Linked DNA regions of Homo sapiens: region 2 is linked to region 1. A link is a loop called in an ENCODE intact Hi-C map of the cell type or tissue named here. Cell type or tissue: dorsolateral prefrontal cortex. All regions are shown on one strand. Links, peaks and the distances in the headings refer to the core of each region. The heading gives the core; the rest is flanking DNA. Region 1 overlaps MACF1 (microtubule actin crosslinking factor 1). Region 2 overlaps MACF1 (microtubule actin crosslinking factor 1).

Region 1 (4,395 bases), core at 65-4,064:
GCCTATATTTTGCCAAATTGCTCTCAAAGGTACTGTATGACTTACAGTATTGTATTGGGTAACATTTACTACTATTTGACATATTACATGTTTACTTGTTTATTTGCTGCCTGGATGCCTGCATTAGTATGTAAGCTTAACAATGGCAGGGATTTTTGTCTCTTGTTCTTTTCTTTGCCTGGCATAGAATAGGCAGTCAGTAAATATTTATTAAATGAATGGATTGTTTCATGAATTTGATCTTCTCAAAGCTTTGGAGTAGGTAGACCAAATAAATAGGCTGTAATGTCTGTTTTCTTATGCCCATTTCTCAGATAAGGAAACTGAAACACAGAGACCGACTGACTTTTTTGGGTTACACACCCAGATAGGATTTCTTTTTTTTTTTTTTTTTTTTTTGAGACGGAGTCTCGCTCTGTCGCCCAGGCCGGACTGCGGACTGCAGTGGCACAATCTCGGCTCACTGCAAGCTCCGCTTCCCGGGTTCACGCCATTCTCCTGCCTCAGCCTCCCCAGTAGCTGGGACTACAGGCGCCCGCCACCGCGCCCGGCTAATTTTTTGTATTTTTTAGTAGAGACGGGGTTTCACCTTGTTAGCCAGGATGGTCTCGATCTCCTGACCTCATGATCCACCCGCCTCGGCCTCCCAAAGTGCTGGGATTACAGGCGTGAGCCACCGCGCCCGGCCAGGATTTCTTGTCTTTTGGCTTTGTCCAAGCTTGTTTTAAGGTATAGGTTAAGATTTATAGTTCTTCTAAAAGATACTATAAACTCTTTATAGGCAGAATCTGACAAAACTAGTTTTCCAACCCTCAAATGTTTGTTAAATACTAGTGTATGCCTAGCATTTTGAAATTTTCAAAAAATGGGAGGTCTTAGCTGGCTAGACTTGAGGTTTACAGTTTTGTGCACTTTATGGCACTTGGTGCTTGGCATATAGATGAGGCACCATTTGTGTTTTTGGAATGAATGAATGAATGAGTTCTTTTGCTTTGGAGTCTTTCACTCTGGCTGTCTCTGTGGGAGACCTGTGGGCAGTAAACAGTTATCTACAAAAAGCCAAAGGAGAAGGCATAAAGAATGTATAGGCCTCAAAGTGTGCTTTCCCAGAAGGCAGCAAGTCTTGTGTTAAGAGACCAGGTTAGATGAGAAAAGGTCTTGGGGAAAGGTCTCGTAATCAGAATTAACTTAGTTGAAAATACATCTGATATACCTACTGAAAACTATAGTTTAGCCTATCTTAAATGTATTCCGAACACTTATATTAGCTAACCGTTGAGCATTTGGCCAAAATCATGTAACACAAAGCCTGTTTGATAGTAAAGTGTTGACTAGCTCATGTAATTTATTGAGTGCTGTACTGAAAGTGAAAAACGGAATGGTTGTGTGAGTACTTGAAGTACAGTTTCTACTGAATGCATATGGATTTCTCACCACTGGAAAGTCGAAAAATAAGCTGGACCATTTTAAGTCAGGGACCATCTATATCTTAGGATCCCCCCGGGGGCTGGGGATGTCTCATAACTTTTAGTTCCAGTAATAAATGGGAAGAAAAGAAATTTACTGTAGGTCAAGTACTGAGCCAAGTACTTTATGGACATTATCTCATTAACCTTGTCTACAATCCCAGTAAGTAGGTGGTAGTATGCACATTTTACAAGTAAGGAAACTGAACCATCTAATAAACTAGTTAGGTTACTTAACTTATGAGCTGGGAAGTTGAACCTAGGTCCACCTTACTGAAATCTCTGCTCCTTCCCTAGACCAGTTTTTCTCTGGAGCAGAAGGAAATGAAGGTCTGATTGGTCTGACATATGCAGAAATTTTAAAAAAAGAATAGGCTCACAGAAGTAAATTCTCAGAGAAACTCTACAGCAGTAGTAGTCATATTAAGCAGCTATTTCTCTTGCCTCTAAGTTTATTAGTTTCAGGATTTTGGTTTGCTTGTATGTCATTCATAAAATTCAAGTGCATCTTAAAGTTCCCATAGTTCCAGGTTTCTTCACTGGAGGAGTGAAGGCCTGGTACCTGCCTAGAGAACTTCATATTGTAATGTCAGATTCTTTGTTAATTAAATGATTTGCAGTAGCATGAGTTTCTCTCCCATGCTCTCTGCTTATTTCTTACTATAGTTTGTGATGGCCATAAGATGGTGCTGCAGTTTTGCAGTCAGCCTTAAGGATAAGGCTTAGGGGAAGAACACCTACTGCAGTTGTGAGGCAGATGGGACATCAGGAGGGTCTTAGAAGGGATTGTGTAAAAGCCGTTGCTTTAGGGCTTCTTGTTGCTTTCCTTTTGTGGTCTTTTCCTTTTTTTTTTTTTTTTTTTTTTTTTCAGGTCTCCAGGAAAGATAGTTAAGGCTATGCTAGTGTAAGTCTTTATGGCTTGCATGGAACCAGGCAGGCTACTGCTTTCTGCTGTGTGGCCTGGATCCTTTTGTTGTAGAATAAATAACTGCAATAGGAAAGAAACACATATATAATTTTATTCTCCATTCACAGCCCTTTGGGTTATAGTCTTTTCCCATATAGCAGATACTATACTAAAAAAAATTGGGGTGGAGGAATCTTCACTGACATCACAAGGTGATTTTTGAATCCGACTTTTACAGTCTGAAATTCAGACTTCCTGCCCTACTGCAATGGGAGTAAAAACCACCTGAACCTCTTTTTGGCAGCTTCTTCTCTTACTCCCAAATGGCAACAAGTGTTATCTCTTTGATTGAGCTCTTGGTCCATGCAGTCTAATTACCAATTCAGAACAGTGGGGGAACTTCTTATTTTACACAACTGGCAACTGAGTACAGATTTCCACTACTGCAGTAGTTAGAAGAGAGTAGTTGGGGTTGAAATTAAAAGTCTTAAAGTTAACAGAAGTTCATGTTCTGGCTTTGTCACTTACTAGCTGTGTAACCTAGGGCTATTAATCAACTTTCTTAAACCTCAGTTTCTTTTTTCTTTTTTGGAGACAGAGTCTTGTTCTGTTGGCCAGGCTGGAGTGCAGTGACATGATCTTGGCTCACTGCAACCTCCACCTCCCAGTTCAAGCAATTCTCATGCCTCAGCCTCCTGAATAGCTGGGACTAAGGGCGCATGCCACTGTGCCCAGCTAATTTTTTGTATTTTAGTAGAGACGGGGTTTCACCATGTTGCCCAGGCTGGTCTTAAACTCCTGAGCTCAGGCAATCCGCCTGCCTTGGCCTTCTAGAGTACTAGGATTATAATAGGCGTGAGCCACTGCGCCTGGCCAAACCTCAGTTTCTTTACCGATAAAATATAAAATAATAGTTTTGACCTCATATAGTGACTGTAAGAATTAAATGAGAAAGTCCATGTAAATAACTTTACACAGTGCTTGGCACACAGCAAGTGCAAAAAATATATTAGATGTTAGCAGTGGCAGCATCAATAATTACTATTGAACATTTTTGTCAAATATTGTTCATCAGAGACCCTGTTCATCTGTTGTATTTAGAAGTGGTATTCTTTTTACCAAGCACTCATTTACTGTACTCAAAACCAACTTCCAGATTTTTCCTGTCTGTGTCATTGGCTGGCAGAATTAACAGATCTTTCTTTTCTTTTATAGGAAAAAGGAGGGAAATAAATGCTCCAGAAGGCTAGATCTTTAAAGTCTGTGTTCCTTTTCTTAACTGTAAGAAGAAGGCTCTGGTTTCTTCAGGTTATAATTTCATTAAAATAATTTTATTGTTTTCTGACCTGAAAAAATTCAGAATATGTATATCTGCTTGATATTTTCTTTTGGGCATCTTGGTGCAACACTTAAAATCTATTTCATTTTGTAGTTTGGGAGCCATAATTGCAGCTTCACCAGGCTTGGTTCTTCTTGGCCCGGGCCCTTCCCTTCCCTTGCTGGTTAGTACCAGCCGAGCTGGTTTGCTTTTTCCCTTTTTGGTACTATTCTCCTCCTCCTTCCTCCACGTTACCTTCTGCCACGGCCTCTCTTCTTTTTCCCTCCATTTTCAATTTACACTTACATTTTCCCTCCTCCTCCTGGCCCTCCCTAGTTTTTCCCCTCCCCTGGTTTCTAGCTCCTTTTTGCTTTCTGTTTGTGTTACTGAGGGCAGTGCTCCAATTACCTCATATTTGGAGAGAGGAAGCTGCAGCCAATCCGGTTTCTGTCTGCTTTTAGGTCAAGTGATTTCTGAACTGCAGTGAGATGCTTTGAATTTGTCTTGTTGCAGCTCTGAGCCTGTAAGATGGCTGTCTGAATCGGCAGCGGCTGGAAGAGACAGAGAGAGGCGGGGAGGGAGGGAGAAAGAATTGGAGGGATTGCCGGCATAGTGCATGTTTTTAAATGTGCATCGAATCCGATGAGGCCAAGGTTGGGATTTCTGTGGGATCCCAGGACTGGCTTAGCTGCGTTTTTGCTGAG
Region 2 (4,395 bases), core at 280-4,279, 66 kb after region 1:
CTGTACTTGTCTTTTACAGTTTTCTGGGTCTGACTCTGGGAGGACAAACAAGATTTAGAATCAGACCTTGATTTGTTTCTGGAACTCACTAGTTTTGTGACCTTGGACAAGTTACCTAAACTCTGTGCCTCATTTTCATTTCTTCAAACTAAAGATTCAAACAATTGTTTTCATAGGATTACTGTGAGAATTAAATGTCAGTGTTCAGTAGATCTAGTAATAAGTGATAGCTGTAGTCATGGTTATTGTACTACCCATTCTAGCCTGGATCAGAAGAAAAGTTACTAGTGGTTCCATAGGCAAGGGTCCCCAATCTGTTTCTTCCTTGACTTGCTACTTCCAAGACCTAGAACTAACTTAATTTAGAGCCATTGCCTTGGGAGAAGCTAGCATTGTCCAAGAATATGAGTATCCCACTTGCTAAATAGTTGCTTGAGTAGTATACACAGGCCTGTTTACTGGGATGCACAATTGTTCTGGAGCTTCTGGGCTGCATAAATCTCTCTTATTCTATGGACCAGTCCTGCTGTGCTCATCAGCAGGGAATTGCTACTTCTAGAGTCTTCTGTGTGGTTTGCAACACCAAAAACTTGTTGTATGGCGTTGAATTCTCACTTTGGGGGAACTGTTACGTGTCTTTAAGAACATTTATGATGATTTAGTCTTAGAAATAAGATTAAATCCTATCATTTTCACTGCTTACCACCCTGTAGAGCTTGTCACTCAGATATGCTTAATGCCACTATCTCTCAAGTAATCTAGGAACTTCTGACCTATTAAACATTCTGCAGTTTAGAAAAACTCTTTTTTAGTCTTAACACCGGGTGGCTTGCTTCAGAATATTTCCTACATGTTGGGGCTTATCCCATGCTGGGTTTTCCTTGTGGTCAGAATTTTATATACTGTAGTACTTTTTTTTTTTTTTTTTGAGACAGAGTCTCGCTCTGTTGCCCAGGCTGGAGTGCAGTGATGCAATCTCAGCTCACTACAACCTCCACCTCCCGGGTTCAAGCCATTCTCCTGCTTCAGCCTCCTGAGTAGCTGGGATTACAGGTGCGCACCACACCCAGCTAATATTTTGTATTTTTAGTAGAGACGGGTTTTTCACCATGTTGGTCAGGCTGGTCTCAGACTCCTGACCTCATGATTTGCCTGCCTTGGGCAGATTATAGGCGTGAGCCACTGTGCCTGGCCTGTATACTATAGTTCTTTGAATGACTCCTTTCAATAGTTGTGCTTTGCCATTGGCTCTGATTCAGTTTTCTTTTTCTTCTCTTTTCCTTTTTTTTTTTTTTTTTTTTTTTTTTTTAGGAATGCAGAGCAGTTGCTGGGGTGATTGACCTAGGCACAGTGGAGATATTTCCCATCTTCAAAGCCATGCAAAAGGGCCTCCTTGACCAAGACACAGGCCTAGTGCTTCTGGAATCTCAGGTTATCATGTCTGGCCTCATTGCCCCTGAGACGGGTGAAAACCTCTCTTTGGAGGAGGGCATAGCCAGAAACCTCATTAATCCCCAGATGTACCAGCAGCTCCGGGAGCTACAGGATGCCCTGGCCTTAATAAGCAGGCTTACTGAGAGCAGAGGCCCTCTTTCTGTGGTGGAAGCAATTGAAAAGAGAATAATCAGTGAGACAGTTGGACTGAAAATCTTAGAAGCTCACCTGGCAACTGGAGGTTTCAGTCTTTCCCCTAGTGAGAACTGTATTAACCTGGAAGAGGCTTTTCATCAAGGCCTCATTTCTGCATGGCTTCATTCAGTATTAGAGTCTTATCTTAGAACATCCAAGAATTTGATAGACCCTAACACAGCTGAGAAAATTGGTTTGCTGGATCTGATGCAGCGATGTATTGTCCACCAGGAATCAGGATTCAAATTACTGCCTGTCAAACAATTGGCAGGGGGGATGGTGAGCTTGAAATCAGGCCGGAAGGTTAGCATTTTCCGTGCAGTTCAGGAAGGGCTAATAGATAGGCAGGTCACTGTCCGGTTGCTGGAAGCTCAGCTTTTTGCTGGTGGCATAGTAGATCCAAGAACAGGACACAGACTTACAGTGGAAGAGGCTGTAAGACATAATCTGATTGACCAAGATATGGCCTGTGCTATCCTCATAAGGCAGCTTCAGACAGGAGGCATCATAGACACTGTCACGGGGCAAAGGCTAACAATAGATGAAGCAGTGAGCAATGATCTAGTAGCTGCTAAGATCGCCCTTGTGATTCTGGAGTCCCTCTGGTCATTCATGGGGTTGCTGTGGCCTGAATCTGGAGAGATCCTCCCAATTACAGATGCCCTAGAACAAGGTATTGTGTCTACTGAACTAGCACATAAAATCCTTAGTAACCGACAGCATATTAAGGCTCTGTTTCTACCAGCAACCACAGAGATTTTGTCCTGGAAGAAAGCAATAGAAAGTGGTATCCTGGATAGAGATCTTGCCAATAACTTAAAATCGATTTGTATACCTGATGTGATGCCCCACATGCAACTAGCAGACTCTGCAGAACAAAATATTAATCCTGGAGCAGCAGTTCTACCGTGCAGCAAGAGCCACCCTAAGGCCACAGCAAGCCAGAGTGAGAATCTGTTGTTCCAGCTGATGACTCACAGCTATATTAATGTGCAAAATGGACAGAGGCTGCTTCTGTTAGATAAAGAGCTGATGGAGACACTAACATCCAGAGATGAGTATCAAACAAGTCCTCCAAAAGTGGTTGAAATTGGGCATCAAAGGCAAAAAACTCCTGAGGGATTGCAAGAATCAGCTAATGTGAAAATCTCAGGAACTTTCAGCAGTGGGTGGACTGTGAGGCTGCCTGAGTTCCAGTTTTCTTCTCAGAACAAAGAATATCCCGATCGGGAAGATTGCACTACAGAAAAAGGCAAAAAGACCACTGTAGAAACAGAAGATTCTTCTGTAGAGAACCCTGAACAGGATCTGTTTGTAGAACAAAAAGAGAGAAATCCAAACATTGATGCTTTGAAGGTAATAAATAAAGTCAAATTAGAGGTACAAAGGCAGTTGATAGGTACCCAAAGGGAAGACCAAACAGCAGTGTCTGTCAGAGAAAATGCCAGCAGGGGACACCTCCTGACCATACCTCCTGCTGAGGCGGAAGGTGTGCCGTTGGTGGTTGACAAAGATGTTTTTTCTGTTGAAACACCAAAGAAAGAACATCAACCTCTAAGAAACACTTCCTTTACATGTCAGAATGAACAAGCACACACTCTTGAGACTGAATATATTCATGATGAAACTGGAGGATCTCACATAAAACCCCAAAGCAAAAAGTTACAAGTTCAGGTAAAGAAAACTCTAGGTATAAAGTTAGAACTAAAGTCTGAAACTGATGGGAATGTTCATCCTCTGGACAAAAAGGAAATGTTAAAGAAAACATTTCTGGCTAAGGATGACCATAAAGAAAGTCAAGAAGCACAGAACATCGCAGGTGGTAGTATGATGATGTCAGAAAAGACCGATGAGGAAGATAGTGGCAGGGAAATTTTTCTGTCATGCAGTCATCCATTAGAATTGCTTGAAGAAGCTACCTTAAATGTATTATCTGCACAGTTACTAGATGGTGGTATCTTTCATGAACAAACAGGTCAAAAGCTCTTACTAAATGAAGCAATATCCCGAGGCATTGTGCCAAGTCACACTGCCGTGAAGCTTATGGAGAAGCTGAACATGTTTCAGGGGTTCTTTGACTCTCAGACTTGTGAGTCTTTGACAACTGAAGAAGTCATTAATGAAGGTCTGATGGATGAGAAATTATTACATAATGTCCTCATGGCAGACAAAGCTATAAGTGGTGTCTTAGACCCCCGTACCCAGACACTGTGCTCTGTAAAGGATGCAGTTACAGTTGGACTTCTTGACAAGGAAACAGCCACCAGAATTTTAGAGAGGCAGGTGGTGACTGGTGGAATTATTGATCTGAAACGAGGCAAAAAAGTTTCAGTAACTTTGGCCTCAACTCTTGGCTTGGTGGACGTTGCTGACCAGCCAGAACTTATAAATCTGGAGAAAGCTTCCAAAGGTAGAGATGCTGAAAAAACAGTTAGGGAGAGATTAATTAGTTTACAAATGGAAACAACAGGACTTATAGACCCTGATAGTAAAGCACCTTTAACAGTTGTGCAGTCCATTGACAGAGGTCTTTTGGAGAGAGAGGAGGCCGTTCGTTTGTTGACTAAGCAAGTGGTAGATGGAGGTATCATTCACCATATATCTGGGATGAGACTTTCTGTTGATAATGCCTTCAGACATGGCTTAATTGGTGAAGATTTAGCCGAGAAACTCAAAAGAGTTGAGAACTTAAACATCCATCAGATTTTTAATCCTGAAACGAAGGAAAATATTTCCCTCCCTAAAGCCATAAAATTAGATCTTATT

The links. A loop is a pair of places that touch in the nucleus more often than their neighbours do. Peaks named below come from ENCODE experiments on the same cell type or tissue, not always from the same donor. Only the 100,000 strongest peaks of a DNase experiment are listed, where the experiment ranks them.
Region 2: it touches region 1 in a loop (2.8-fold over the local background); 4 of 110 quality-filtered maps call a loop at or near these places.

Annotation. Positions count from the first base shown.
Region 1 is chr1:39,264,286-39,268,680 of GRCh38, forward strand. All of the region lies in intron 6 of MACF1 (microtubule actin crosslinking factor 1), which reads left to right. Among named protein-coding and RNA genes, the nearest start is that of MACF1, 62 kb to the left of the region's middle. In dorsolateral prefrontal cortex, for the core only: CTCF peaks have their summits at 2,162 (motif pointing right) and 2,381; no DNase peak of the experiment used is centred there; H3K4me3 peaks cover 885 bases; H3K27ac peaks cover 1,891 bases.
Region 2 is chr1:39,329,892-39,334,286 of GRCh38, forward strand. MACF1 (microtubule actin crosslinking factor 1) reads left to right here. Exons shown (of 101, transcript NM_001394062.1): 37 at 1,312-4,395. Among named protein-coding and RNA genes, the nearest start is that of MACF1, 130 kb to the left of the region's middle. In dorsolateral prefrontal cortex, for the core only: no CTCF peak of the experiment used is centred there; no DNase peak of the experiment used is centred there; H3K27ac peaks cover 2,701 bases.